Linked DNA regions of Homo sapiens: region 2 is linked to region 1. Evidence: read pairs that join two places in POLR2A ChIA-PET (ENCODE). Cell type or tissue: A673. All regions are shown on one strand. Each heading gives the region's core, and the rest is flanking DNA. Links, peaks and the distances in the headings are about the cores only.

Region 1 (14,924 bases), core at 3,886-11,885:
AAGACTCAACTCAAAGTCCGCTTCCTCCAAAAGCCTTCCCCTACCACTCTATCCTCACACCAGAATTCACGTTCCCACTTGGGCTCAGCACCTGTTTGGGTCCCATGAGGCACCAAGGTTTATGGGGCCTGTCCACAGACAGGGAGCCCAAAGGGCAGGACCAGAGCCAGAGGGTCCCTGTGTGCAGCCGTGTCCCTGGCTCCCCAAAGCCCCAGCCCTGCCTGTCCCCCAACATGGGAAAGGGCTACTGCTTCTGGGAAGATGACGCCAGCCCAGCCACAAGCAGAGGGGCTAGACCTCTCCTCCTTTCCCAGCTCCATGGCCCTGGGCCCTGTGGCTGCAGACACAGATGCGCTTGCACATGTTAACCAGGTTTACTGAGCAGACTGGACTTTGGAAAAGTAAACCAGCCACAACTTTATTGTCCTCACACTAGTTTGGCTGCATCTCCTACCCATGGCCAGAGCCCATTGCTTCTCTAGTCACACACATGAACTAAACAGTCTGGTCCCACTGAAATCAAAACAACTTTAGCCCTGCTTCCAAATAAAGCTTTTTTTTTTTTTTTTTTTTTTTTGAGACAGAGTCTTGCTCTGTCGCCCAGGCTGGAGTGCAGTGGCACGATCTTGGCTCACTGCAACCAACCTCCACCTCCTGGGTTCAAGTGATTCTCCTGACTCAGTCTCCCAAGTAGCTGGGATTACAGGCACACACCACCAAGCCCGGCTAATTTTTTTGTGTATTTTTAGTAGAGACGGGGTTTCACTATGTTGGCCAGGCTGGTCTTGAACTCCTGACCTCGTGATCCACCCACCTCAGCCTCCCAAAGTGCTGAGATTACAGTCGTGAGCCACTGCACCCAGCCTTTTTTTTTGAGACTGAGTCTCACCCTGTTGCCCAGGCTGGAGTGCGGTGGCGCGATCTCAGCTCACGGTAACCTCCGCCTCCTGGGTTCAAGCGATTCTCCTGCCTTAGCCTCCCAAGTAGCTGGGATTACATGTGTGAGCCACCACGCCCAGCTAATTTTTGTATTTTTAATAGAGATGGGGTTTCGCCACATTGGCCAGGCTGGTCTCAAACTCCTGACCTCAGGCGATCCGCCTGTCTCGGCCTCCCAAAGTGCTGGGATTACAGGTGTGAGCCATCACGCCCAGCCCCAAACAAAGCTTCTATCCGGACCAGAAAACTGCCTTGGGAAGAGGCAGGGCTGTCGTCCGGTTTTGTTCTCCTTGTTCCATCTTCTACCCCAACATCCCTGACATCTCCCCTCCCCTTGCGATTCTGTCCTCTCCAGAGATGAGCAGGCAAGGAAGGATGACTGAGAACAGGCCAAGTATTGCCTGTGTCCGGAGCTGTTTCTGCTGACTGTCGGTGCCCCACATGTGGCAGATGCCCAGAGGCGGGGTGTGGGGGGTACTTTGTGGGCGTTTTGGGGTCTCTGGCCCTGGTTTTTGCTTTGCCCAATTCCTTGATGCAAGGGTTGCCTTTCCAGCCAGGCTGTCTTGCCCCGGTAGGCAATCCTGCAAGGGGCCCCCTCTCATGAGCACCGTGTCTCCCTCCACGGTGTCCATCTGAGCCCTGTAGGATGTCGGGAAGGGAGGCCTCCCCCACTGCCGCCCTCTCCCCTCCCACGACACTGCAGACTACTCCATCTGGCATCCCCACCCACAGACTTCCCTTGGGGGAGTCAGGGCCCAGGGTCCATTCTCCCCGAATGCCAGATGACATGCATCTGAGTGTCCTAAAGACGTCTTCTATGCACGCCCCTCAGGCTGTCCTGGTATAGGAGGCTCAGCATTTAGCCAGCGTCCAGTCAGGGAGAAAAGGCCAGCTTCCTTCCTGGCAAGCACTGCCCTCTGTGGGGGGGGGGTGAGTGTCACCTGAAGCCCCTCACTCAGCTTAAGAGTAGAACTCTTTATTCTTTATTTATTAACTTTTTTAGAGATGGGGGCTCTCACTATGTTGCTCAGGCTGGTCTTGAACTCCTGGGCTCCAGCAATCCTCTTGCCTCAGCCTCCTGAACAACTGGGACTACAGGCGTGCACCACCACACCAGGCTAATTTTTGTATTTTTAGTAGAGATGGGGTTTTGCCATGTTGCCCAGCCTGGTCTCGAACCCCTGTCCTCAAGTGATCTGCCCATCTCAGCCTCCCAAAGTGCTGGGATTACAGGCATGAGCCACCGCGCCTGGTCAAGAGCAGAACTCTTTCAATAAATCCTCCCCTGAGCATGACTTCCACGCAAGCAGTGGGGGGCCAAATGGGATAGCTCTGTTCTCTCGCCGAGTCCTGAAGGTGTGCTGGCACCTCTCTTGAGATGTGGGCACTGCTCATCCCTTGTTCTCAGCCTTGGGTCTCTGCAGAAATTCCTGAAGACTAGAAAGTCTTGTCATTCTCTTCTGCACGTGCTCTTATTTAGTCCTCACGACTGACACTTTTGTGGGGAAGGTTTTTTCTTTTCATATTTTATTTTATTTTATTTTTTTGAGACGGAGTCTCTCTCTATTGCCCAGGCTGGAGTACAGTGGCACGATCTAGACTCACTGCAACCTCTACCTTTCAGGTTCAAGCAATTCTCCTGCCTCAGCCTCCCCAGCAGCTGGGATTATAGGGGCATGCCACTAATTGTTGTGTTTTTTGGTTTTTGTTTTTGTGTTTTTTTTGGTTTTTTTTTTGAGACAGGGTCTCACTCTGTCGCCCAGGCTGGAGTGCAGTGGAGCGATCTCAGCTCACTGCAACCTCTGCCTCCCAGGTTCAAGTGATTCTCCTGTCTCAGCCTCCTGAGTAGCTGGGATTACAGGCCCATGCCACCACACCCAGCTAATTTTTGTATTTTTGGTAGAGATGGTGTTTCACCATTTTGACCAGGCTGGTCTCAAACTCCTGACTTCAAGTGATCTGCCTACCTCGGCCTCCCAAGGTGCTGGGATTACAGGCATGATCCACCACGCCCAGCCTGGAAGGTTTTTTCTTATGCCATTTGACAGGTTGGAAAACTGAAGCCCACAGATAGAATCAGGTAAATAGTGGGACAGACAAAACTCCAACACCTGGCTGGGTGCAGTGGCTGACGTCTGGAATCCCAGTATTTTGGGAGGCCAAAGTGAGAGGATCACTTGAGCTCAGGAGTTAGAGACCAGCCTGGACAATGTAGCAAGACCCTGTCTCTACAGAAAATTAAAAAATTAGTTGGACATGGTGGCACATGCCTGTAGTCCCAGCTACTGGGGAGGCTGAGGCTGGAGAATTGTTTGAGCCCCAGTGATAGAGGCTGCAGTGAGCTCTGATCATGCCACTGCACTCCAGCCTGGGTGACAGAGTAGGACCCTGTCTCAAAACAAACAAACAAACAATCAACCTCCAACTTGGCCGTGACGCCTCCAAAGTCTGTGTCCTTCATAGTGCACTGATCCAGAAACAGCGGGGCACACCCCAGGCACTAGTAAATCCCTTAATGCTTATTGACTGAGGGAGGGGACCATCACTTCTGGCTGGTGGGAGCTGATGGGGGCTGGTGGGGCCTGACCTCACAGGGAGGCTGGGGCCCAGGCAGATGGAGGCCCCATCAAAGCTGTCCCTGTACCAGCCAGCTGGGGCTGGGGGCCCCCTGCCAGCCCTGCTTCTGCCACTGTCTTGGTTGGTTCTGGGAGGTGCTCCTTGGCTGTGTTTTGGGGACACAGCTGCCCCCCCCTCACCCCCTGCACCCTGCAGCCTGGCGCATCTCTAGAGCTGGTTGTCTCATCCAGAAATGACATTGCGTCTTGGCCGCCAAAGCCAGCTGGAGAAACTCTTCTTTAGGCCTGCCCTGGGGGTTGGGGCTGAGGGGCAGAAAGGCGGGCAGGGCCAGAGTGCATCCCTCCTCTGGCGCTGGGAAGCTGCTGGGTCTGGCATGGTACCCACCGATGCTGAGCCTCTGCGGCCAGAACTCTAACCCTCAGAGGTGATGCCATCCCGCCCCCACCCCTTGGCTCTGTCTGTGCCTCCGTAGAATGCTCGGATGTTCTGACCTGAGATTCAGGCTCCAGTTCTTCCTTCCCAACAACTGTCAGTCACAAAGCCCTTGACCTCTCCCAGGCCTACCCTCCTCTCCGTCCTCTCTGCCCTTCCCTGGCTCATGCCTTGCTGTCTTTCTCCAGAACTGTTCTAGAAGCCACCTTCCTGGTCTCCGTGTCTTCCTGCTCACCCACTACAGTCTGTTCTTCTGTTCTTCACACACTGCCAGAGTGAGCTAGCTAGCTTGCTTGCTTTTTCTTTCTTTTCTTTTCTTTTCTTTCCCTCCCTCCCTCTCTCCCTTCCTCTCCCTCTCTCTCTCCCTCCCTCCCTTTCTTTCTTCTTTCTTTCTTTCTTTCCATTTTCTTTTTCTTCTTTCTTTCCTTCCTCCCTCCCTCCCTTCTTTCTTCTTTCTTTCTTTCCATTTTCTTTCTTTTCTTCTTTCTTTCTTTCTTTCTTCCCTTCCTCCCTCCCACCCGCCTTCCTTCCTTCCTTCCTTTCCTTCCTTTCTTCCTTCCCTCCTTTCTTTCTTCCTTCCCTCCTTTCTTTCTTTCTTTCTTTCTTTCTTTCTTTCTTTCTTTCTTTCTTTCTTTCTTTCTTTCCTTCCTTCTTTCTTTCTTTCTTTTCTTTCTCTTTTCCTTCCCTTCCTTCCTTCCAGACAGGGTCTCCCTGTGTTGCCCAGGCTGGTCTTGAACTCCTGGCCTCAAGTGATCCTGCCCATGCTGCCTCCCGAGTAGCTGGAATTCAGGCATGTGTCACTGTGCCTGGCTGACAGAGTGAGCTTTCTGACACCACCTCCCTTCCCTGCTCAAAAGCCTCGCATGGCTCCCTGGTGCCTGTGGAACTAGGCCCAGCCCCTTATCCCGGCATTTAAAGCCCCTCATGAACTTCTCCAATAACCTTAGGAGCCTTATTCCTCCACTGAAGTCCTGCCACGCAGGTCCCCTCTTGATTCCCTAGTCATTCCTCCCCTCTCCCTCTCTTTCCCCATCCTCACTCCCTTCTCCATGTGTCCAGAGCATTCTAGGCCTTCAAGGGCCAGCTTACCACCGTCTCTCCATGGATTCCTCCCTGGTTGCTGGGCCTGACCCTCTCTCCCTTAGTACGCCCAGTGTTGTCGTCCTGGGGTCTCAGTTACGTACGTTCTGACTCCTCTCCCAGCCCTGTCTGTGAGTTTAGCAGGGTCCAGGTCTGGTTCTAGTCTTTCTCTGCACTCCAGCTTGAAGCACAGTGTCAGGCACGTGGACAGGTGGGTGAGGTAAGTCACTGCTGGCTGAGTGAAGAGTCGAGTGACAAACTGTTTGTATTCATTTGTTTATTCAACCAATATTTATTGATTGTCAATTAAGTGGCATACTAGTTTAAATGCTGTAGATATAGGCAGCTGGGTGCGGTGCTTCATACATGTAACCCCAGCACTTTGGGAGGCCGAGGCAGGCGGATCACCTGAGGTCAGGAGTTCAAGACCAGCCTGGGCAACACGGCAAAACCCTGTCTCTACTAAAAATACAAAAAATTAGCTGGGCATGGTGGTGTGTGCCTGTGGTCTCAGCTACTGGGGAGGCTGAGGCAGGAGAATCGCTTGAACCCAGAAGGTGGAGGTTGCGGTGAGCTGAGATTGCGCCATTGCACTCCAGCCTGGGCGACAGAGCGAGACTCCATGTCTAAATAAATAAATAAATAAACCAATGCCGTAGATATAGCAGTGAATAAAACAGACAAAAATGTCTCTGTCCTGAGAGAACTTACATTCTAGTTGAGGGAGATAGATAACAAACAAGATATATAAGTATTGTGAATTTTATTGTAAAATTCAGAGTATTTCAGATAATAATAAAGGCTTAGGAGAGAAGTATTGTTGGGAAGGAAATAGGGAGAGTGTGAGTATTGGGAGGAGAGGGTAGCAATTTTTTGTAGGGTGGCCAGAGAGACCTCTCTGAGAAGGTAGTTGTTGAATAAAGACCTGTAGGGGGTGAAGTAGTGAATTATGTGGATATTCGGGGGAACAGTGTTCCAGGTAGAGGGAACAGCAACTGTGAAGGCCCTGAGTCAGGAGTGTACCCGATGGGTTTGAATAACAACAAGGCGGCTACTGTGATTAGTGCAGAGAGAGAAGTGGGAGAGGGACGTGAGGACAGAGAGATGATGGGTGCCAGATCATGTAGGATGTTGTGGGCATTGGGTGAGATGGAGTTTTGTTCTAAGAAGTGAGACATCTGGCTTTTGTCTTCCGCATCTATTGAAATTATCATGTAGTTTTGTCCTTTATTCAATTTCTACAGTTTATTACATTGACTGATATTTATATGTTTAACCAACCTTGCATTCCTGGGATATGTTTGCCATGGTCATTGTGGGTAATCATTTTTATGTATTGCTGGATTTTTTTTTTTTTTTTTTTTGAGACAGAGTCTCACTCTGTGGCCCAGGCTGGAGTGCAGTGGCGTGATCTCGGCTCACTGCAAGCTCTGCCGCCCGGGTTCACACCATTCTCCTGCCTCAGCCTCCCGAGTAGCTGGGACTACAGGCGCCTGCTACCACGCCTGGCTAATTTTTTGTATTTTTTTTTTTTTTTTAGTAGAGACGGGGTTTCACCTTGTTAGCCAGGATTGTCTCGATCTCCTGACCTTGTGATACACCTGCCTCAACCTCCGAAAGTGCTGGGATTACAGGTGTGAGCCACCGTGCCTGGCTGAATTGCTGGATTTGAGTTTGTAGTATTTTGTTGAGGATTTTTGCACGTACATTCATAAGAGATATTGGTCTGCAGTTTTCTTGTGGTGTCTTCATCTGGTTTTGGTATCAGGGTAGTGGCCTTGTAATGAGTTGGCAAGTGTTCCTTCCTCTTCTGTTTTTTGGAAGACTTCATGAAGAATTTGTTAATTTATCTTTAAACATTTGGAAGAAGTCACCAGCGAAGCCATCTGGTTCTGGGCTTCTGTTTGTGGAAAGTTTTTTGATTGCTAACTCAATATTTACTTGTTATAGGTCAATTCAAATTTTCTATTTCTTCTTGAGTTGTTTCAGTAGTTTGTATCTTTTTAGGAATTTGTACATTTATTCTAGGTTAATCTAATTTGTTGGCACACAATAGTTTATATTATATAACAGTTCCTTCTAATTCTTTTCATTTCTATAAGGTGAGCAGTAATGTCCCCCCTTTCATTCCTAATTTTAGTAATTTGAGTCTTTTTTTCTTGGTCAGTTTATCTAAAGGTTTGTCTATCTTGCTGATTTTTTCAAAGAACCAACTTTTGGTTTCATCAATTTTTCTCAATTTTTTTCTATTATTTGCTTTCTTTTCTTTTCTTTTCTTTTTTTTTTTTTTTTTTTTTTTTTTGAGACAGGGTCTTGCTTTGTTTCCCAGGCTTGAGCTCCTGGCTTCAAGCAATCCTCCTGCCTCAGCCTCCCCAGGCATTAGGATTATAGGAGTGAGCCACCCTATCTGGCTGGCTTGTGCTGAGTAGAATCACTCTGGCTACTCTGTTGAGAATAGACCTGGGGGCAAGGGCAGAAGCAGAGAGGAGTGAGGAGGCTGTTGTTAGAATGCAGGTGAGATGATGCGGTTTGAACCAGAGTGGCAACAATGGCGATTGTGAGAGGCAGTTGGATTACATATGTATTTTGAAGGTAGAGCTATCAGAATTTCCTCATAAATTCCAGGAGGGGTATGAAAGAAGAGTCAGAGGTGAGTTCCAGGTATTGGCATGAGCAGCTGGAACCGGGGAGGGCCCATTAATTGAGGCAGGAAAGTGAGCAGGAGCAGCAAGTGTTTTGGGGAAGGTCAACAGCTTGGTTTTATACATTCTGAGTTTGTCGGGGGAGGTTGATATCCAAGTGGAGGTGTTAGTAGACAGTTGGATACAGGAGTCGGAAGTCCAGGGGATATGGAATCATCCCTAAAACTTCAAAGGGTGAAAACATTTTTGGGGAGCAAAAGGAGTCAGCATTAGGATGGGTGTCCAGAGGGTGCTGAGGAATTGGCTTCTGCTGGGATTCAAAATATGATGTCACCTTACTTTCTTCTACTCATCCATCCACCCATTCACCAATCCATCCATCCATCCATCCATCCATCCATCCATCCATCCATCCATCCATCCATCCATCCATCCATCCATCCATCCATCCATCCATCCATCCATCCATCCATCCATCCATCCATCCATCCATCCATCCATCCATCCATCCATCCATCCATCCATCCATCCATCCATCCATCCATCCATCCATCCATCCATCCATCCATCCATCCATCCATCCATCCATCCATCCATCCATCCATCCATCCATCCATCCATCCATCCATCCATCCATCCATCCATCCATCCATCCATCCATCCATCCATCCATCCATCCATCCATCCATCCATCCATCCATCCATCCATCCATCCATCCATCCATCCATCCATCCATCCATCCATCCATCCATCCATCCATCCATCCATCCATCCATCCATCCATCCATCCATCCATCCATCCATCCATCCATCCATCCATCCATCCATCCATCCATCCATCCATCCATCCATCCATCCATCCATCCATCCATCCATCCATCCATCCATCCATCCATCCATCCACCAATCCATCCACCCACCCATCCACCAATCCATCCATCCATCCACCCTCCCACCCACCCACCAATCCATCCATCCATCCATCCATCCACCCACCCACCCATCCACCAATCCATCCATCCACCAATCCATCCATCCATCCATCCATCCATCCATCCATCCATCCATCCATCCACCAATCTATCCATCCATCCATCCATCCATCCATTCAACCACGCACCCACCCACCCACCCACCCACCAATCCATCCATCCATCCATCCATCCCTTCACTTCTCAGATGGCAGGAACCAAAGTCCTTCCTGCATGATTTCTGCTGTTGAAGGAGTAAGTCCTGGGGAGACAGGCTCCAAACTCTTCTTGGGAAGGGCCCAAGAAGGGTATAGACAGGCTCCAAACTCTTCTTGGGTGGGCATGTGTGCTGGTGTGTGCATGCATCTGAGTGTGTATATGTTCATTCTTGTGTGTAGACATTAAAATGAATATACTGGCCGGGTGCAGTGGCTTACGCCTGTAATCCCAACACTTTGGGAGGCAAGGTGGGTGGATCACTTGAGGTCAGGAGTTCAAGACCAGCCTGGCCAACATGGTGAAACCCTGTCTCTACTGGAAATACAGAAATTAGCCAGGCATGGTGGTGGCACCTGTAATCCCAGCTACTCAGGAGGCTGAGGCAGGAGAATCACTTGAGCTCAGGAGGTGGAGGTTGCAGTGAGCCGAGATTGCGCCACTGCACTCTAGCCTGGGCAACAAAGCAAGACTCTGTCTCAAAAAAAAAAAAAAACAAAACAAAACAAAAAACCAAACCTGAATATACTAGCCAGGCATGATGACTCATGCCTGTAATCCCAGCACTTTGGGAGGTCAAGGTGGGCGAATCACTTGAGGTCATGAGTTCGAGACCAGCCTGGCCAACATGCTCTCTCCCATGCCCCTGTCCCCACTAAAAATATATTAAAAATTTAGCTGGGCGTGGCGGCATGCGCCTTTAATCCCAGCTACTTTGGAGGCTGAGGTAGGAGAGTTGCTTGAACCCGGGAGGTGGAGGTTGCAGTGAGCCGAAATCGTGCCACTGCACTCCAGCCGGGCAACAGAGTGAGACTCCATCTCGAAAAAAAAAAAAAAAGAATATACTTGTACATACAATATACATTTAGCATGAACATGCTAAATGTATATTGTATGTACAAATATATCTATTTTAATTTGTATGTATGTGCATGGTGTGTATGAGTGTGTCGATGTGTGCTGTTTTGTACACTTATCTGTGCACGAGCATGCACACCCAACTCAGGACATGCAGATAACTGCGTGGGACGTGCCTGTGTGCACATGTGGACCTGCAGCTAAGTATAGCTTTTCTCCTGCTACTTTTGTGCCTGTAACTGCATTGTGTGGGCAGGATGATTTTTGGTGGCACTGTGTGTCTGTTCCCAGATTTCCTGAAGTAGGGGCCAAATCATGCTGCTTGTTTCATGGAAATGAGCTTTTCTGAGAATATAAAGTCTGGTCTGGGGCCTTCCCTGGGGGAGCCCATGCCCTGTGGCCACGTACAGAAACAGAGGCTTCCATCTCTTCCATCTTTCCAGTCCTCTTGGCAAGGGAAGTGGACTTCTCGGCTGTTAATTAGGGTCCAGACACGCACACAGCAGGTCTTGGCTTATACCACCTTCGTTGGCCTTCTTCCCAGAGCTGCTGCCCTTCAGAAGAGAATAGGTTTGTGCTCAGAGGAGGGACTGCACCCAAAGCAGGGCCTCCACTGTCACTGACCTGATGGCTGGAGGATGTGGCTGAACGTCGGCTATCCCCCCTTAGGTGGGCTTTGTGGTCAAGGTGGAGGGGCAGGAGTGGGACATGGGAGGGAGCATGCTGTGAGCTGTCTGAAAGACCTGGCCATCATTCCTTCTTTCCTTACCAGTTGTGTGACTTGTGTGACCTAGGGCAAGATCTTGACCTTGCTGAGCCTCAATTTTCTTAGCAAGAAAATGGGAGTGCTACTCTTTACCTCTCGGCTTCATTAAAGAGATAAGCAAACTTTTGAGCCTGTTCTTTTTTATTTTTTTATTTTTTGAGACAGAGTTTTGCTCTTGTTGAGCAGGCTGGAGTGCAGTGGCGCAATCTCGGCTCACTGCAACCTCCGCCTCCCAGGTTCAAGCGATTCTCCTGTCTCAACCTCCTGAGTAGCGGGATTACAGGCATCCACCACTATGCCCGGCTGACTTTTGGTATTTTTAGTAGAGATGGGGTTTCACCATGTTGGCCAGGCTGGTCTCCAACTCCTGACCTCAGGTGATCCACCCGCCTCGGCCTCCCAGAGTGCTGGGATTACAGGCATGAGCCACCACTCCCGGCTGAGCCTGTTCTAATTACTATGCATATGTAACAAAATTTAATGGCTTAAAACAACAAGAACATTTATTTTGCTCACAAATTTGCAGTTTGGACCAGGCTTGAGAGCAAGAGGGGATGACATCTCTTTTCCACTTGGTGTTAGCTAGGCTGGATAAGGGTGAGGGGCTGGATCATCAAAGGGGTGGGGCCTGCCTGGCAGTCGATTCAGCTGTTGACTGAGACCTTAGCATTGGCTGGTACACCTGTCTGTGGCCTCTCCGTGTGGTCTGTGCTTCCTCACAGCATGGTGGCCGGGTTAAACAAGGACTAATGTTCTGAGATAGCGGGCCAGGTAGAACTGTGTTGCCTTTTATGACCTACCCTTGAAAGTTACCATGAATGTAACTTGCATTCTCTGCATTCTATTTTTTTTTTTACCTGAGCACAACTTTCTGCTCATATTAGTGGGGCAAAGAAATGGACTCTAGGCCATGCGCAGTGGCTCATGCTTGTGATCCCAGCACTTTGGGAGGCCGAGGCGGGAGGATTACCTGAGATGAGGAGTTCAAGACCAGCTTAGCCAACGTGGCAAAACCCCGAGGCTACAAAAATACAAAAATTAGCCTGGCATGATGGCAGGTGCCTGTAATCCCAGCTACTTGGAAGGCTGATGGGGGAGAATCACTTGAACACAGGAGGCGGAGGTTATAGGGAGGTGGGATCGCCACCAATGTGCTCCAGCCTGGGTGAGGGAGTGAGACTCCATTTCAGAAAAAAAAGAAATGGACTCTATCTTTTGATGAGAGTATCAGTGATCTGAAAGAACTTGTGGAACTGGAAATATTGCAGTGACTGTCTTTGGAAAATGCAATCTCCCATCATGCCCCAGGGTTTCCTTCTCTTCTGTCCCCTGGGCCCTGCCGACATCTGACATTGCATGGGAAAGTGTTTTGTGTGCACAGTGGCGAAGCCTACCAGGGTGGGTCTCTAGTTCCACGCTGCTCTTTTGGTCTCACGGTGAGAAACCCGGACTCGAGTGCTCACCCTCACACCCCTGCTTGGCCTCATGGGCTGAGGGAGCAGGTGTGCTTGAGATCTCAAAGGGCCAAGCCTATGGCCATGGCCAGGTGGCTGAGATGCAGGTCTCCACCAGGAAAAGCAGCAATGTCCACTCACTTATGAAATCTTTCCCCAGCGCCTCCTCTTTCCCAGACGCTGTTCCAGGCACTGGAGTACAGCATGAACAAAGCAGGCAAAAGTATGTGTGTGTAATACAATAAACATGGAAAATCAACACCATAGGCCAGGCACGGTAGCTCATGCCTGTAATCCCAGCACTTCGGAAGGCCGAGGTAGGCAGATCATGAGGTCAGGGGTTTGAGACCAGCCTGGCCAACATGGTGAAACCCTGCCTCTACTAAAAATACAAAACTTAGCCGGGCATGGTGGCACGTGCCTGTAATCCCACCTATTTGGGAGGCTGAGGCAGGAGAATCGCTTGAGCCCAGGAGGCGGAGGTTGCAGTGAGCTGAGATCGCGCCTTTGCACTCTAGCCTGGGTGACAGAACGAGACTCTGTCTCAAAAAAAAAAAAAAAAAAATGGCCAGGCACAGTGGCTCACACCTGTAACCCCAGCATTTTGGGAGGCCGAGGCAGGCAGATCACTTGAGGTCAGGAGTTCGAAACCAGCCTGGCCAACATGGTGAAACCCTGCCTCTACTAAACATACAAAAATTAGCTGGGCATGGTGGTGGTGGGCACCTGTAATCCCAGATACTTGGGAGGCTGAGGCAGGAGAATCGCTGGAACATGGGAGGCGGAGGTTGCAGTGAGCCGAGATCGCACCATTGCACTCCAGCCTGGTGACAGAGCAAGACTGCCTCTCAATAAATAAACAAACAAACACCATAGTATGTTAGATGGGGATGAGTTCTCTGGAGAGCAACAGCAGGGAAAGGGGACAAAGAGAGCGACAGGGGCAATGCACAGGGCCAGGGGAGGCCTTGTTGAGACGGAGACACTCCAGAAGCAGGTGTGGGGTGGAGCCATGTGGGTGGGGGTGGAGCGGGGAAGCGCAGTCCATGCGGAGGGCAGCCTGTGCGGAGGCCCTGAGGGAGAATGCATGGCTGGTGTGTTGGGGAGATGTGGCTGGAATGGGGTCAGCCAGGGAGCAGCAGAGGCGATGAAGTCAGAGGTCACGGTGATGGGGGAGTGAGGGTGCGGATTATGGAGGGTCTTGTACATAGATTCACTCTGGCTTCCCATGTCACTGACATTGGAAGCCACCAGACTGTCCAGCGCAGAGGTGAGAGGATCTGACTTAGGGGTTGTATCCGGAATCTACTGCTGCAAAAAAAAAATCACCCCAAAACTTCGTGGCTTAAAACAATGCCCAATTATTTCTGATTCTGTGGCCTGGCTGGATGGTTCCTCTGCTGGTTTGCCTGTGTCCGCTCATGTGGCTGCTTTCATCTGGATGATTACTGCACTGGAATGTCCACGCTGACCTTACTCACCTCCGGCTGTCCCCTGGGTCCCCTTCATCCTTCTCCGTGTGGCCGTTCACCCTCCCCTAGGCTAGACCAGCTTCCTTATATGACCATCTCAGGGCAATGCTCTAAGATAGCAAAAGTGGAAGTTGCAAAGTCTGTTAAGCACCAGGCCAGGAACTTGAAAAGCATCACTTCCACCTGATTTATTTAATTTAATTAAATTAATTTATTTATTTATGACAGAATCTCGCTCTGTCGCCCACGCTGGAGTGCGGTGTGATCTCGGCTCACTGCAACCTCTGCCTGCTGAATTCAAGTGATTCTTCTGCCTCAGCCTCCAGAGTAGCTGGGATTACAGGCACCTGCCACCATGCCCGGCTAATTTTTGTATTTTTAGTAGAGAGGGGGGTTTCACCATGTTGGTTGGCCAGGGTGGCCTCGAATTCCTGACCTCAAGTGGTCCACTCGCCTCGGCCTCCCAGAGTGCTGGGATTACAGGCATGGGCGACGGCGCCTGGCTACTTCCACCTGATTTTATTGGCCAAAGCAAGGTATAAGGCCACCCCCAGTTTACCATGGCAGGGGACTTCATACAAAGTGTGAATGTCAAGAGGCCTGATTAATTTGGGGCCATTTTGTAGCTTATGGACCACGTGGTTTAACAGGCTCTCTCTGGCTGCCACGTTGAGAATAGAATGAAAGAGGACAGGCTGGGCGTGGAGGCGCACACCTGTCATCCTAGCACGTTGGGCAGCTCAGGTGGAAGAATCGCTTGAGCTTAAGCTCAGGAGTTTGAGACCAGCCTGGGCAACATAGAGAGAAAAAATTAAAAAAACAAACAAAAAATAAATTAAAAAAAAGAAAGAGGACAAAGGCAGAAACAGAGAAATCACTCCAGAGGATTTGTAGTAATATAGGCAGGAGATAGTGATGGCTTGGACCAGGGTAGCTATGGAGGAAGTGTGGAGAAGTGGTCAGATTCTGGGTATATTTTGGAAGTAGAATGAACAGGGTTTCCTGACAGACTGGGTGTGAAAGAAAGGAAGGAGTCCAGGGCGGCTCCAAGGTTTTTGCCCTGAGCAGCTAGAAGCATATGGAGTTGCCACTTACTGTGGGGCAGGGGGCGGTGGCGGCGGGGGAAGACTGAGGGAGGGGCAGGGGTTTTTGTTTTGGAGGGAGGGATTAGCAGTTCCATTTTAGACATGTTACATTTGAGGTGCTTCTTAGGACATTCAACTGGACCTCTTTTCTTTATTTCTCTCTCTCTTTCTTTTCTTTCTTTCTTTCTTTCTTTCTTTCTTTCTTTCTTTCTCTCTTTCTTTTTCTTTCTTTCTCTCTCTCTTTCTTTTTTTTTTTTGACGGAGTTTTGCTCTTGTCACCGAGGCTGGAGGGCAATGGCATGGTCTCAGCTCACTGCAACCTCCACCTCCCGGGTTCAAGTGATTCTCCTGCCTCAGCCTCCCGAGTAGCTGGGATTATGGGGCATGCCACCAGGCCCAGCTAATTTTGTGTTTTTGGTAGAGACGGGGGT
Region 2 (14,924 bases), core at 3,557-11,556, 150 kb after region 1:
GTTTGAGCCCGGATGGCAGAGATTGCAGTGAACCCAGATGGTGCCACTGCACTCCAGCCTGGGCAACAGAGTGAGACCTCATCTCAAAAAAAAAAATGTAGTCAGCCCATGTTAACTCTGGTTCTTGCTATGGAATGGCATTTAAAGTGATTTTTACTTTCTCCTTTGAACTTTCTGTTTGAATGATTGATTGATTGATTGATTGATTGATTGACACAAGATCACACTTTGTCTCCCAGGCTGGAATACAGTGGTGCAATCACAGCTCACTGTAGCCTCAGACTCCCAAGCTCAAGTGATCCTCCTGCCTCGGCCTCCCAAGTAGCTGGGACTACAGGCACACACCCCCACACTTGGCTATTTTTTTTTTTTTAGAGACGGGGTCTAACTATGTTGGCCAGGCTGGTCTCAAACTCCTGGCCTCAAGTGATCCTCCCGTCTCAGCCTCCCAAAGTGCTGGGATTACAGGCATGAACCACCGCACTTGGCCTGTTTGAATCATTAAAACAAACCTGTATCATTTTTACAAAAGCAGTTGTTGTTTTTTTTTTAATTTAAAAGGCAATTGGGACCTCTAATATTTGGAGACTCAAACATTTTTTATAAATGTCAATGCTGATCATCACTTTCTTTTTCTGCTGTCTCCCGAGTTTTGTCCAGCCTATGTCTGCAGCTTCCAGGAATCTTGCCATCATAGGTCAAATATCCCTTATCCAAAATGGCCTGGGACCAGAAGTGTTTTGGATTTTAGATTTTGGAATATTTGCATTATATAATACTTACCGGTTGAGCATCCCAAATTTAAAAAATCCAAAGGCTCAAAAATCTGAAACTTTTTGAGTGCCAGACACAATGCTGAAAGGAAATGCTCATTGGCGCATTTTGGATTCGGTATGATGAACCTGTGCCATTGAAGCTGGCACCATGTCTCTGAGGGAGAGTGCTCCCTTTGCAGGGACAATCTGGGGTGGAAGGCAGGTGCTTTTTTTTTTTTTTTTTTTTTTTTTTTTGAGATGGAGTTTCGTTCTTGTTGCCCAGGCTGGAGTGCAGTGGAATAATCTCAGCTCACTGCAACTTCCACCTCCTGGATTCAAGCGATTCTCCTGCCTCAGCCTCCCGAGTAGCTGGGATTACAGGCATGCGCCACCATGCCCAGCTAATTTTTGTATTTCTAGTAGAGATGGGGTTTCACCATGTTGGCCAGGCTGGTCTTGAACTCCTGACCTCAGGTGATCCTCTCGCCTCAGCCTCCCAAAGTGCTGGGATTACAGGCTTGAGCCACGGCACCTAGCTAATTTTTGTATTTTTAGTAGAGACGGGGTTTTGCCATGTTGCCCAGGCTGGTCACGAACTCCTGACCTCAGGTGATCCGTGGAAGGTGGGTGCCCTTGAAGGTCTGCTGTGAGCTGTGCTTCAAAGACAGAGAATGCTCTCTGCCTGTGGGAGGCGGAATTTGGAGCTCCCCAGGAAAAGAAGTGGGTGAAGAGCAAAGGTGGCAGGTGAAGAAAAGAGGGAGCCAGGAGACGGTGGTTGCGTGTTGCATATTGTGACCCCTCCCTGCTCCCCTAGGAACCCCTACACTCTCATGTACTCAACTTAGAAATAACAACAGTGGGGACCATATGGATCATGGCCCAGTGCCCTGGTTGCCTGCTGGGGAAGCCGGCGATCTGGACAGCGGAGGATGACACAGGGCATGGCATCCACTCCCATCCTGACTGCCACCCTGGACTTGAAGACTTGCCACCAGGGCAGGGGCCCACCAGGGGTCATTATCAGAGGGTAAACGCAGCCTCTAGAATGAGGAGGGGTCAGCTTGCTGTCTTCTGCAGAGGCTGGACAACACCCGGAAAATGCCGGCAATTCTGAGGGCCTCCTATGAAGTGGGTTAGGGAGTGGCAAGACCTGGTTCGGAGAGGTGGGTCCTGGGTATCCTTTGTGGGAACAGTTAAGGAACCAGAGCTGTTTAGTTCAGAGAAAGACATGGAAGGAAGGTTTTCTTCTGGCGTGTGAAGGGTTCTGACATGGGGGAAAAATCAGACTGAGAATAAGTAGCCTTATGGGGTCAGCAGGTAGAAAGTACACACAGGCACAAATAGCGTAAGAAATGTTAGAAGAACTTTCTCGTGGTCAGAGCATCTGCAGAGGGTTCTGAGCTGTCCTTGGAGGAAATTGGGTCCCCTTTCCCTGGACCCTGAGATGAACAAGCTGAGGCAGGGCCTTTATAGAGGTGATTGGTGCTTCTGACGGGGGTGTTTGGATGGTTGGAGGTCCTAGAGTCCTCATGCTGTCCCTACTTAACATGTGGCACCACTGAGGCCACCGCCGTCAGTGCTGATAACCAGAGCATGTGTGGAGCCTGTTTCTACACACCTGGGATCCTCCAAATAGCAGGTGTGGGAGTGGAGGTGCCCCAGCTGTGTGGCAGGTGGAAAGGAGGGCACCAGATATGAAATGATCGCTCAGGAAGGTGAACTCAGGTCCCCAGCCTCTCTGAACTCAGATTTTCTTTTCTTTCCTTTTTTTTCCCCTTGAGATAGAGTCTCACTCTGTCGCCCAGGCTGGAGTGCAGTGGCATGATCTTGGCTCACTGCAACCTCCGCCTCCCGAGTTCAAGTGATTCTCCTGCCTCAGCCTCCCGAGTAGCTGGGACTGCAGGCATACGCCACCACACCCAGCTAATTTTTGTATTTTTAGTAGAGACGGGGTTTCACCATGTTAGCCAGGATGGTCTCCAACTCCTGACCTCAAATGATCTGCCCACCTCAGCCTCTTAAAATGTTGGGATGACAGGCATGAGCCACCGCGCCCGGCCTGAACTCAGATTTTTCAATGCTTTATCATCGACAAAGCACCTTTGCACGCCTGCTCGCATCAGAGGGCCAGCTTCCCTGACATCGAGCCCTGCCCTGGCCTGTCCCAGGGAGAAAGGGTGCCCGCTCATTGGGCCAAACCCACTCATCACCCCACAAAGCCTGTTGGATTCACTTACAGGCCACCCGCTACAACTCCAAGCAGGAGGTGGGGAGGGGATCCAGGACAGATGCCTCCATTTCGCCTTGACATTTGGTTTCTGGTAGGAGGCCTGGCGTCCAGCCAGCACAGCAGAGCAGGGCCTGCGGGTAATGTTACAGTCTTGTCTCTGGAGCACACAGCCGCGTGAGTCCTGGTAGAAAGTGCTGAGTGCGTCGTGCCAAACTGGGATGGGTCAGAGGAGTCTTGCTCGCTCGCTGGGGTCTCCCCTCTGGCTGGGCTCTCTGGGGAACAAGATGCATAAAGACACATTGTGGAATCACAGCCTCACAACAGGCCCACTGGGAGGGACAGCAGAGGTGGTATTCTGATTTTTTTCTTTTTTTTTGAGACAGAGTCTCGCTCTGTCAGCAGGCTGGAGTGCAGTAGCACGATCTCGGCTCACTGCAACCTCCACCTCCTGGGTTCAAGCGATTCTCCAGCCTCAGTCTCCCAAGTAGCTGGGATTTCAGGCGTGCACCACCATGCCTGGCTAATTTTGTGTTTTTAGTAGAGACAGGGTTTCACCATGTTGGTCAGGCTGGTTTGGAACTCCTGGCCTCAGGCAATCTGCCCGCCTCGGCTTCCTAAAGTGCCGGGATTACAGGTGTGAGCCACCGTGCCCGGCCAGTATTCCGATTTTGTGCTAAGGAAATGGGCACAGAACAGTGAAGCAATGGGAGGAGTCGGGGTTTGAACTCTACTGTTTTGATCTCACATTCAGGCCTCTTCTCTGTGATCCACCCTGCTTCTTAAAGCAAGGCATGATCGTCAAAATGGCAACAAGAATAATCTCTGACTTTTTTGTTTGGTTTTTTTTTTTTTTTTTTTTTTTTTTGAGGCAGGGTCTGGCTCTGTACCCCAGGCTGGAGTGCAGTGGTGCAATCTGGGCTCACTGGAGCCTCCACCTCCTGGCCTCAAGCGATCCTCTCACCTCAGCCTTGAGTAGCTGCGACTACAGGTGCACACCACCATGCCTGGCTAATTTTTAAAACTTTTTATAGAGACGGGGTTTTGCTGTGTTGTCCAGGCTGGTCTCAAACTCCCAGGCTCAAGTGATCCTCCTGCCTCGGCCTTCCAAAGTGCTGGGATGACAGGCATGAGCCACTGTGCCCGGCCTCATCTTTAACATTTATTAGCTCTTTCAATGTGCCCTTTGCTGTTCCACCTGATTTGCATGGGTTTATAATTTTCATACCACTCTTTCGAGGTGGATATAATTCACAGATGGAGAAACTGAAGCCCGGAGAAATGAAGTGTGTTGCCCACAGATATATAGCTCGGAAGAGATGGAGCTGGGATTTCAACCCTGACAGCCATGCGCTTATTGATGGGAAAAAAAATAGACTGGAGACCCCTGGAACTACAAAAGTACACACAGCTGCTGAAGGAAGGGCACTGACAATCGGGCCAAGTGCGATCGTTTTTGCCTTTTTGGTTCTGCCTGATAATGTCAGGCCGGCTCCATCTGGTGCCCAGGGGACCCAGGCATACTGTAAGCAGAGTCAGAGGAGGCAGGGGGCGCAGGGCTGGGCATTCCAGAGGCTGTCTGTTGTTATTTCAGGACTCGCTGCTGAGATGAGCAGGGCGATGCGTCTTGACTGTTGACGTTCCTCCTCCCACGTCCACGAGGCCTTCAGCCTCCCTCTGAGCCCCAGTGAAAGGCCACAGTGTACACACGAGTCTAAACCAGTGAGCCAAAAGTGAAACCAGTATTTCCCAGGGCAGGAGGCAGAGGGCCCTGGGGGGCTGGGGGTGGGGCAGCAATGAGTTTAAGCAATCTCTTTTTTTTTTTGAGACGGAGTCTTTCTTGCTCTGCCCCCAGGCTGGAGTGCAATCGCACGATCTCGGCTCACTGCAACCTCTGCCTCCTGGGTTCAAGCAATTCTCCTGCCTCAGCCTCCCGAGTAGCTGGGACTACAGGCACACGCCACCACGCCCGGCTAATTTTTGTATTTTTAGTAGAGACAAGGTTTCACCATATTGGTCAGGCTGGTCTCGAACTCCTGACCTCAGGTGACCCGCCTGCCTCGGCCTCCCAAAGTGCTGGGATTACAGGTGTGAGCCACCACATCCAGCCTACTTTTTTTTTTTTTAACTTAAATATAGTTTCACTTCAAATTTAAATACAATATGCCAGGTACTGTGGGTCGCCTGTGCCTGTAATCACAGCTACTCAGGAGGCTGAGGTGGGAAGATCGCTTGAGGCAGGCGTTCAAGACCAGTCTGGGTAACATAGTGAGACCCCATCTCTACAAAACTATTTTTAAAAAACTAGCTGGGCCGGGCGTGGTGTCTCACGCCTGTAATCACAGCACTTTGGGAGGCCAAGGCAGGTGGATCACCTGAGGTCAGGAGATCGAGACCAGCCTGGCCAACATGGTGAAACCTTGTCTCTACTAAAAATACAAAAAAAAAATTAGCCAGGCGTGGTGGCAGACACCTGTAATCCCAGCTACTCGGGAGGCTGAGACAGGAGAATCACTCGAACCCGGGAGGCAGAGGTTGCAGTGAGCCAAGATTGTGCCACTGCGCTCCAGCCTGGGCAACAAGAGCAAAACTCTGTCTCAAAAACAAAACAAAAAAACAAACAACTAGCTGGGCATGGTGGTGTGTGCCTGGAATCACAGCTACTTGGGAAGACAAGGCGTGAGGATCACTTGGGCCTAGGAGATCGAGGCTGCAATAAGCTAGGATCGTGCCTCTGTACTCATGCCTGGGCAACAGAGCAAGCCCCTGTCTCTAAAAAAAAAACCCAAATTAAATAAAGTAAGTCTGTTTAAATGAAAACATGAATTGTACAGGTGGCTCATAAATCTGGGAGTTTGGGAAACATTGTATTGGAGTCAGTGACTCCAAGGGTTCTGCCAGGGTTATCTGAATTCCCCGCTGGTGGGTCCTTGGGAACCTCTGGCTGCCGGCTGAGCTCTGTTCCCGGGACCGAGACACCGGCCCTGTCGCGGCTGTGGGGCTGGCTGATGGCTGGGACCACCGTTCTGACGGGGCTTGTGTGTTTCAGGAATCTGGCCAACTGTGAGCGCCTCATCGAAGTGGAGGACATGATGGTGATGGGCCGCAAGCCGGACCCCATGTGTGTCTTCACCTACGTCCAGTCGCTGTACAACCACCTGCGTCGCTTCGAGTAAAGCCCCTGAGCCTGGATTGCCAAAGAGCAGCCCCAGGAAGAGGCCGGGGGTCCGCTTGCGATTCCCCAGCCAGGATGCCCCCAGGAGCCTTGCCGTTTGGTGTGAGCGCGCTGTTTGTTCTGTGGCATGTGACGGCACTCCCCTTCGAGCCCAGCTGTGTTACTGATTAAAAGTACTGCTGAGCTGTGGTCCGACAGCACTGATCACAGCCAAGGGCTTGGAGGAAAAGGAAAAATTATGAGAGAGAGAGAGACATTGGTGCTAAGTAATGATCTTCCTAAAGAAATGCTTGTGTTTATAGCTTCCAGAATGCTAATCTACAATTTTCCCTCTGGTGAATTCGATACATCGGCTTTACAGGGTTACAGTGATTACCAAGTGTTTTTTTTTATCAAAATACCCAGAGTTTTTTACTTCCTCACGCGATTGTAGGTTCCTCTCCTCCCTCCCTCTGGGCCACTGCCAGGAAACAGAGAGACCGCTTAATCAGCAGCTTGACAAAGAAGACCTCAAGTCTTGGGAAGAAACAGTTTAATCACTCCCAAGTCCTGGGCAACAGATGACCTTCAAGTCACCTCCGCTCTCCGGGGAGATGGGAAGGCTCTCCTCTCGGTCCCAAAGTCCTCCTGTTCTTCCCAGGAGGCCCCACAAGTGTTTGGCTAAGCACAGGCTCTCGGGAATTTAACACTTTTGGGGAAGGAATAGGCCCTTTGTGCTGAGAGAGAGTTTTTATTCACATCTTTTTTAGGGGATTTGCTGCAGATATTTATAAAAAGTAACTCCCTCTGTACCACTGACCCATTTATACATAAAAAAGATGTGTTGAATTTTGCTTGGGGTTTGTCATTTCTGTTTAGGAGATGGGAGTTCTGTGAATAAGAGACTTTGCACACCTTCCAAGTGAATATCCACTACATTCCACCCCTGTTCCTGCACTTAAATCACTGGCCTGGAAAGCTGAAGATGGCATTTGCTGTCATCTCTGATCATCTCTGAGTGTGCCTGTCTCCCATCTCCATGTTGTGGAAGGAGCGTCAACAGAAAGTTCCCCTTGAGATCCGTCCTCTGGATGTAGACCGCAGTGTTTGTGATAAACAGTGGCCCAAGACAGCAGGGTTTGGGGTGGTCCCGCACTTGGAGGAAGCCCATCAAGGAACGTTGGTTTATTTTCACAGCTGTTTGGTGGTAGGACTTTCATAGAAAAATCTTGAGATTCTATAGAGCTCCAGCCATTAGCTTATTCTCAGCCAAGAATCATTGTATAATTGGGTTGGATTTTAGCCATGCACTTCTAAACCTTCCCTTTAAGGAGCGGATCTGTGTCTTCACCTCATGCAGCCGGCTCTCAACACCAGTGCCTGTGTGCCTTTGTGGGGTCCCACGTGTCCCTTGGGTGGTATATTGGGGGGTGGGCAGGAGATCCCTGGGGGTGTCAGGAGGAACATGGCAGAGCCTGCAGGTGGGTGAGCAGTATTCTCCATGGATTGGTTGGTCCAGGCTGCAGTCTTGCCCTCTCTCTCGGATTCTCCCACTCTGGAAACCATTCCCTTGCTAGCTCTCTCGTCTCTTGTACGCTTGGGGAGGTGAGACCTATTATTAACAGGACACATAACTGAAGGTTAGGGTTTCAAACCTGAAGCCAATCTGGGAACACAAGGGCTCTGTAAAAAGCATGGCTATATGTTACTGAGTCCTCGCACACGTTAAATGGAGCTCTCCCGAGTTGCAGACATGGCCGTACGCTCTGCGCATGAAACAGAGCAGATCCTGCCAGAATGCAGAACAATTTCTTTTAAACTTTAGGAATGGTGTCCCTCATGTCTCACATTCAGAATGAGACAGACTCGAGTTTTTAAAGTTGGTTCCATGATGTTCTTGTCTGTGGTCTTTGTTGGGGGTGGGGGGTGAGAGATCATAAGACAGTTTGTGAGTTTCAAACATGATTTTACCTCTAAGACAAAGCATGAGAAGAAAATCCAGGAAGGTCTCACAATCCTAAGATATTTGGAAACCACCGTTTTAGGTCGGGGTTACGTGAATGTTCCCCATTTGTGAGACCCAATTTCATCTTGCTTTCTACCCTGGTATGGAGGAATTCACATCTTTTTTCCCCTTTCCCGAGAGAATTATTTCTTGGAGCTGCTCATAAGAGTCTTCTGTTTTTCCAGATAGATTCCTTCACCTGGATTTTGTTAAACTTATTAAGTCGGACCAAATTGGCTTGTGTGTTTCCCTGAAGTGAACGTTTCACCAGAGCCACGATGGGTTTTAGCTTTTCTGATAGCTGATGGATATTTTTCAAGGCAAGCGAGAGCCTATAAGCACTTTCTGAATATGACAGAGCACATGCTGGTGAGAGGAGACCGCACAGGCCAGGTGTTTGGGGAACAGTTTGTTAAAGCCAATGAATTTCGCAAATGTGCTAGATGATGAAGAGTTCTCAGCTTTCCCGGTTGCAGTGATCAGAACTCTGTAACTGGAGACCGGTGTGAGAGAAGATTTTATTCTCTGCCATCATGACCGGGTCTATACGACTGCAGGCAATTGCACAGAAGACTAGAAATGCTGATTCAGTTGGTCAGTTTGGGGTGGGACATCTTACCAGTCCAGCAGAACCAACTCTGGCTTGGGTTTTTCTAGCTGGTGACAGGTGACCAACTCATTCTGATGAGTTGATTACGCCTGTGGACGTGGCCCACTTGATTTATTTTTTCTCCCTCTGTTAGCTGTGCTCTCCCAACCACCTGATAAATGGACCCAGTATGATTATTTCTGAGCCATCTTATCTCTCTCACTTTTAAAGCTTGGATTGGGTTTGCTTTTAGAGCTTTTGATCTCTTATCTCTTGGTTCTTGGACTTGCTTTGATACCAAACAGCCCTCATAGTCTTTTGAAAGAACACCTTAAAAATTCCTAGGCTGGGCGCGGTGGCTCATGCCTGTAGTCCTAGCACTTTGGGAGGCCGAGACAGGACAAATATTTGAGCTCTGGAGTTTGAGACCAGCCTGGGCAACAGAGTGAGACTCTGTCTCTACAGAAAGTTTTAAAATTAGCCAGGTGTAGTGACACATGCTTGTAGTCCCCATTACTTGGAAGGCCAAGGCGGGAGGATGGCTTGAGCCTGGGAGGTCAAGGCATCAGTGAGCGATGGTTGTGCCACTGCCTGGAGATAGAGTGAGACCCTGTCTCAAAAAAGAAAGAAAGAAAGAAAGAAAAATCCCTAAGACCTGACCTGCCTACTCCCTAGAAAGCACCAAATAAGGAAAAGCACTCCGGAAGAATGAAGCTAAGAAGGCTGTGCTCTCTGAGGCATCCGGGCAGCCTTCACTGGAGGGACAAGGTCCAGGTAGGTGGGATGACAAGCTGGGAAGGGGCCCTGAACCAGAGGCAGGTGATGTGGGTGGTGGCACCAGAGAGACACCAGACAGTGTTACCGTAGGTCTTGACTGTCCACCTTCATTCCTGAAGTTGATCCAGCTTTCTTACTGTCACGTAGGTGGATATAAAATCGATCTTTAGGGTTCTGATTTTTTGTTTGTTTTTGTTTTTTTTGAGACGGAGTCTCACTCTGTCACCCAGGCTGGAGTGCAGTGGCACAATCTTGGCTCACTGCAACCTCCACCTCCCAGGTTCAAGCGATTCTCGTGCCTCAGCCTCCTGTGTAGCTGGATGTACAGGCGCCCGCCACCATGCCAGGCTAATTTTTGTATTTTTAGTACAGACGGGGTTTCACCATGTTGGTCAGGCTGGTCTCGAACTCCTGACCTCAAGTGATCCGCCTGCCTTGGCCTCCCAAAGTGCTGGGATTACAGGCATGAGCCACTGCGCCCGGCCGGGGATCTGAGTTTTAATCACTCCCAGTGCAAGCGTCCTTATCTGGTTTGCAGACTGAGTGGCATTTGTGCTGCCGAGGCTCTTCCTGGCTTGCCCTCCTCTCTGGCTGTTGCTTTCCCTCCTCTGTTCATTAGAGCCTCCTCTCCTCGGCTTGTTGCTCCTATGTGCTGTGACCTAAGCTCTATGCTCCTTCTTCTACATTAGGGTTCATAGCCCAGGACTTTGGGGAGTCTGTGGATGTCCAAATTGAGTGTTTTACCTCAATTTGGTTGAGGTTGCAGTGAGCCGAGATTGAGCCATTGCACTCCAGCCTGGGCAACAAGAGTGAAACTCTGTCTCAAAAAATTGTATTTCTGGCCGGGCGCGGTGGCTCACGCCTGTAATCCCAGCACTTTGGGAGGCCGAGGCAGACGAATCACGAGGTCAGGGGATCGAGACCATCCTGGCTAGTACGGTGAAACCCCCGTCTCTACTAAAAATACAAAAAATTAGCTGGGCGTGGTGGCGGGCGCCTGTAGTCCCAGCTACTCAGGAGGCTGAGGCAGGAGAATGGCGTGAACCCGGGAGGAGCTTGCAGTGAGCGGAGATCGTGCCACTGCACTCCAGCCTGGGCGACAGAGCGAGACTCCATCTCAAAAAAAAAAAAAACATATATTTCTTTGATGTTTACTGGCTGGCATTCTTCTGTAAAGAAAGTCTTTCCCTCCCTCCAACTCAGTTTTTGAGTGTTCCTGGAGGCCCATGGATTTTTTTTTTTAATTCAATGTGTTGTAATCGCTTACTGTTATAATTTTTTTTGATGCTCAAACTGTTCAGAGGGAGAAGACAGCTCTTGTGTCTTTTTGCCATATTCCCATGGTTCTTTGAGCATTTTATTTTCTTTTACTTTTTTGAGACAGAGTCTCACTCTGTTGCCCAGGCTGGAGTGCAGTGGCGTGATCTCAGCTCACTACAACCTCCACCTCCCAGGTTCAAGCGATTCTCGTGCCTCAGCCTCCTGAGTAGCTGGAACTACAGGCATAAGCCACCACGCCTGGCTAATTTTTATATTTTTAGTAGAGACGGGGTTTCACCATGTTGGCCAGGCTGGTCTTGAACTCCTGACCTCAGGTGATCTGCCCACCTCGGCCTCCCAAAGTGCTGGGATTACAGGCGTGAGCCACCGTGCCCGGCCTTTGGGCACATTCTTGCTTTCTGGCACAAGGCGCTCCAGACTGACCTTTTACTTTCCTTGCCCCAACTGTGGAATCAGTCATTTATTCAGATCCTGGTCTCTTGTGGTGGAGAATTTTTATTTCCCAATGAAGGTCCAGGGACTTGGTGTGCCGGTTTTGCTGGGTGTCCTGCTTCTAGGCCCTTGCAGTGAACAGAGCTAAGATGTTTTAGAAGAGCCTGCAAGTATACTGAAACCTCCAGCTTCAATTCAGCACCACAGGCCTCATCTGTACATTAGTCCCTATTTTTCCTTTTTTCAAACCATCCTGATTCCCAACAATTTCAATACACTTACGGATTTCTTCTGTACCGCAATGTCCAAATTCTGAAACAGTAGTTTCCGAATTCTTAAACTGATGTCACTGCCAACAACAAACCCACCAAGTAAGGTTTGGGATTTCCCTTCAGCCCCTTTCCCCACCTTTGGGTATATTCCCTAAGGGTGCACAGGGTGCTGGATTCAAAAGTTACTTGAGGCTGGGCACGGTGGCTCACGCCTGTAATCCCAGCACTCTGGGAGGCCGAGGCAGGCGGATCACTTGAGGCCAGGAGTTCAAGACCAGCCTGGCCAACATAGCGAAACCCTGTCTCTACTAAAAATACAAAAATTAGCCGGGCATGGTGGTACATGCCTGTAATCCCAGCTACTAGGGAGGCTGAGGCAGGAGAATTGCTTGAACCAGGACCTGGGAGGCGGAGGTTGCAGTGAGCCAAGACCACGCCACTGCACTCCAGCACACGAAGTGACAGAGTGAGACCCTGTTTCAAAAAAAAAAAAAAAGAAATAAAAGTTACTTGAATTATTTTCTCTTGGAAACCATGTTATGAATTTGATATGCATGAGGTTGACTTGATTCTGTTTGTATTCAATTAAAGGTTTGTTTCCATCATTTTTATTTTCTTTTTTTGACTATGTAAATACTTCACCTAGGTCAAAAGTCAAAACTCTACAAAAAGGTATATTCCCATTCCCATTCCTCCATCTGTTCCCACCCTTAGTCTCTGTTTTCTCCTCCTTGCCTGTCTTCTCCCTTCCTCCTTTTCTTTTTACCTTCCTTCCACAACAATAAGCAGGTATATATCTATCATTTCACAGAGATCCTTCTCGTCCTTTTTTTCTTTTTCTTTTTCTTTTTTTGAGATGGAGACTTGCTCTGGAGTGCAGTGGTGCAATCTCAGCTCACTGCAACCTCCACCTCTTAGGTTCAAGCGATTCTCCTGCCTCAGCCTCCCAAGTAGCTGGGACCACAGACACCCGCCACCACGCCTGGCTAATTTTTGTATTTTTGATAGAGACGGGGTTTCACCATGTTGGCCAGGCTGGTCTCGAACTCCTGACCTCAGATGATCCGCCTGCCTTGGCCTCCCAGGGAAGTGCTGGGATTACAGGTGTGAGCCACTGCGCCCGGCTGATCCTCCTCCTCTTTAAAAAAGCCCTGCATAGGCCAGGCACGGTGGCTCATGATGCCTGTAATCTTAGCACTTTGGGAGGCCGAGGTGGGTGGATTAACTGAGCTCAGGAGTTCGAAACCACTCTGGGTAACACGGTGAAACCCCGTCTCTACTAAAATACAAAAAATTAGCTGGGTGTGGCAGTGTGCGCCTGTAATCCCAGCTACTTGGGAGGCTGAGACAGGAGAGTCGCTTGAACCCTGGAGGCGAAGGTTGCAGTGAGCCGAGATAGCACCATTGCACTCCAGCCTGGGCAACAGAGCAAGACTCCATCTCAAAAAAAAAAATGCCTGTATAGCCCTCCACTGTGCTAGCTGATCACTTGTTCAGCCCATCTCCGAGGCAGGGATATCTTGGGTTTTTTTCCAGTATTTTGCTATTACAAACAGGACTGCGGTGAGCAGCCTTGGGTGTATGCTGTTTTGCATTTGTGAGGGTGGATCTTCAGGGTTAGTTCCCAGGATTGAGATTGCTGGGTTCAAGGGTAAATGCATATTTTGTTAGACATTGCCCAAATCTCCTCTGTTTTGCAGTCTCACCAGACACATGAGAATGCTTGCTTTTCCCCAACAGCGAGTGCTGTCAGGTTTTTGAATTTTTAGGAGACAGATGGTTTCAGTGTAGTTTAAATGTGAATTTCTCTTATGAGTGAAGATGAGCATATTTTCATGTTTACAGGAGACTTGTATATCTTGTTCTAAGAACTCTTCTGTCTTTATTCATTTTTCTATTTTTTCACTTGATTTTTTCTTTTAAGACAAAGTTTCGCTCTCGTCACCCAGGCTGGAGTGCAATGGCACGATCTTAGCTCACCGCAACCTCCACCTCCCGGGTTCAAGCAATTCTCCTGCCTCAGCCTCCTGAGTAGCTGGGATTACAGGCATGCGCCACCACACCCGGCTAATTTTGGTACTTTTTTGGTAGAGACGGGGTTTCTCCATGTTGGCCAGGCTGGTCTCGAACTCCCGACCTCAGGTGATCCACCCGCCTTGGCCTCCCAAAGTGCTGGGATTACAGGCGTGAGCCACTGTGTCTGGCTTTTTCACTTGATTTTTAAGAACGTGTGTGTGTGTGCGCGCATGTGTGTGTGTGTCAGAGTCTCACTCCCATTGCCCAGGCTGGAGTGCAGTGGCATGATCTCGGCTCTCAGCCTCTTCCTCCTGGTTTCAAGCGGTTCTCCTGCCTCGGCCTCCCAAGTAGCTGGGATTACAGGTGTGCACCACCACGCCCAGCTAATTTTTGTATTTTCTGTAGAGACGGGGTTTCACCATGTTGGCCAAGCTGGTCTCAAACTCCTGACCTCAAGTGATCCGCCTGCCTCAGCCTCCCAAAGTGTTGGGATTGTAGGCGTGAGCCACCACACCCAGCCAATAACTTTTTCTATATTAGAAAGATTTCTGGGCTGGGCACAGTGACTCACATCTGTAATCTCAGCAATTTGGGAGGCCAAGCTGGGAGGATTGCTTGAGTCCAGGAGTTCAAGACCAGCCTGGGCAACATAGTGAGACCCCCCCCATCTCTATAAAAAGTTTAAAAATTAGCCAAGCATAGTGGTATGCACCTGTAGTCCTAGCTACTCTGGAGGCTGAGGCAGAAGGATTGCTTCAGCCCGGGAGGGCAAGGCTGCAGTGAGCTGTAATTGCCCATTGCACTCCAGCCTGGGTAACAAAGTGAGACCCTGTCTCAAAAAAATAAATAAATAAAAGATTTCTGTATCTCTCTATCCCAGCTCTCTCCACCCACTCTGCCTGTAACCTGACCTAGCTCATGTCACTTCTCACTTGGATTAGAACAACTACCTCCTAAAACTGGTTTCCAGGCCTCACTCTTGTCCTTCTCTAATCCATTGTCCATATTGGAACTAGAATGATCTTAAAATGCACATCTGATCATGTCACCACCTCCAGTGACTGGATTCCTGTTGTCCTTGGGATAAGCAGTTTCTTAGCGGAGCACTGGGGACCACCTCCCCTGGCCGTGTGCTCTGTCCTCTTTTGCCTTCACAGCTTCTTTTCGAAGAGCTGTATGTGGTAACAGAACGAGGGGCTTTGTGAAATTACGCTGGCAGCAGAAATGAGCAGACCTGGTTTCTTAGGTCAGCTACATTGTCTCATTGTCTAAACACCATTTCCTTGGTGAGGCTTCATCAACATCCCACCATCATCTCTGTTCCCGGGGCACCGTGAACTTCATCCTGTCACTCACAGCTCCTGTTTTATCACTAGACTATAAGCTCCCTGAGGGCAGAGCATGCGCCTGCTTCCC

The links. ChIA-PET counts read pairs that join two places held together with the same protein. Peaks named below come from ENCODE experiments on the same cell type or tissue, not always from the same donor. Only the 100,000 strongest peaks of a DNase experiment are listed, where the experiment ranks them.
Region 2: POLR2A ChIA-PET joins it to region 1 with 14 read pairs; 2 of 35 experiments call an interaction of 5 or more read pairs at or near these places.

What each region holds. Positions count from the first base shown.
Region 1 is chr17:4,454,058-4,468,981 of GRCh38, forward strand. The region is part of intron 8 of SPNS3 (SPNS lysolipid transporter 3, sphingosine-1-phosphate (putative)); the gene reads left to right. Among named protein-coding and RNA genes, the nearest start is that of SPNS3, 28 kb to the left of the region's middle. In A673, for the core only: no CTCF peak of the experiment used is centred there; no DNase peak of the experiment used is centred there.
Region 2 is chr17:4,601,330-4,616,253 of GRCh38, forward strand. SMTNL2 (smoothelin like 2) reads left to right here. Exons shown (of 8, transcript NM_001114974.2): 8 at 6,032-6,990. The coding sequence ends at 6,158. It overlaps LINC01996 (long intergenic non-protein coding RNA 1996), which reads left to right and starts at 9,120. Exons shown (of 2, transcript NR_145431.1): 1 at 9,120-9,504. RefSeq lists an enhancer at 1-27. In A673, for the core only: no CTCF peak of the experiment used is centred there; no DNase peak of the experiment used is centred there.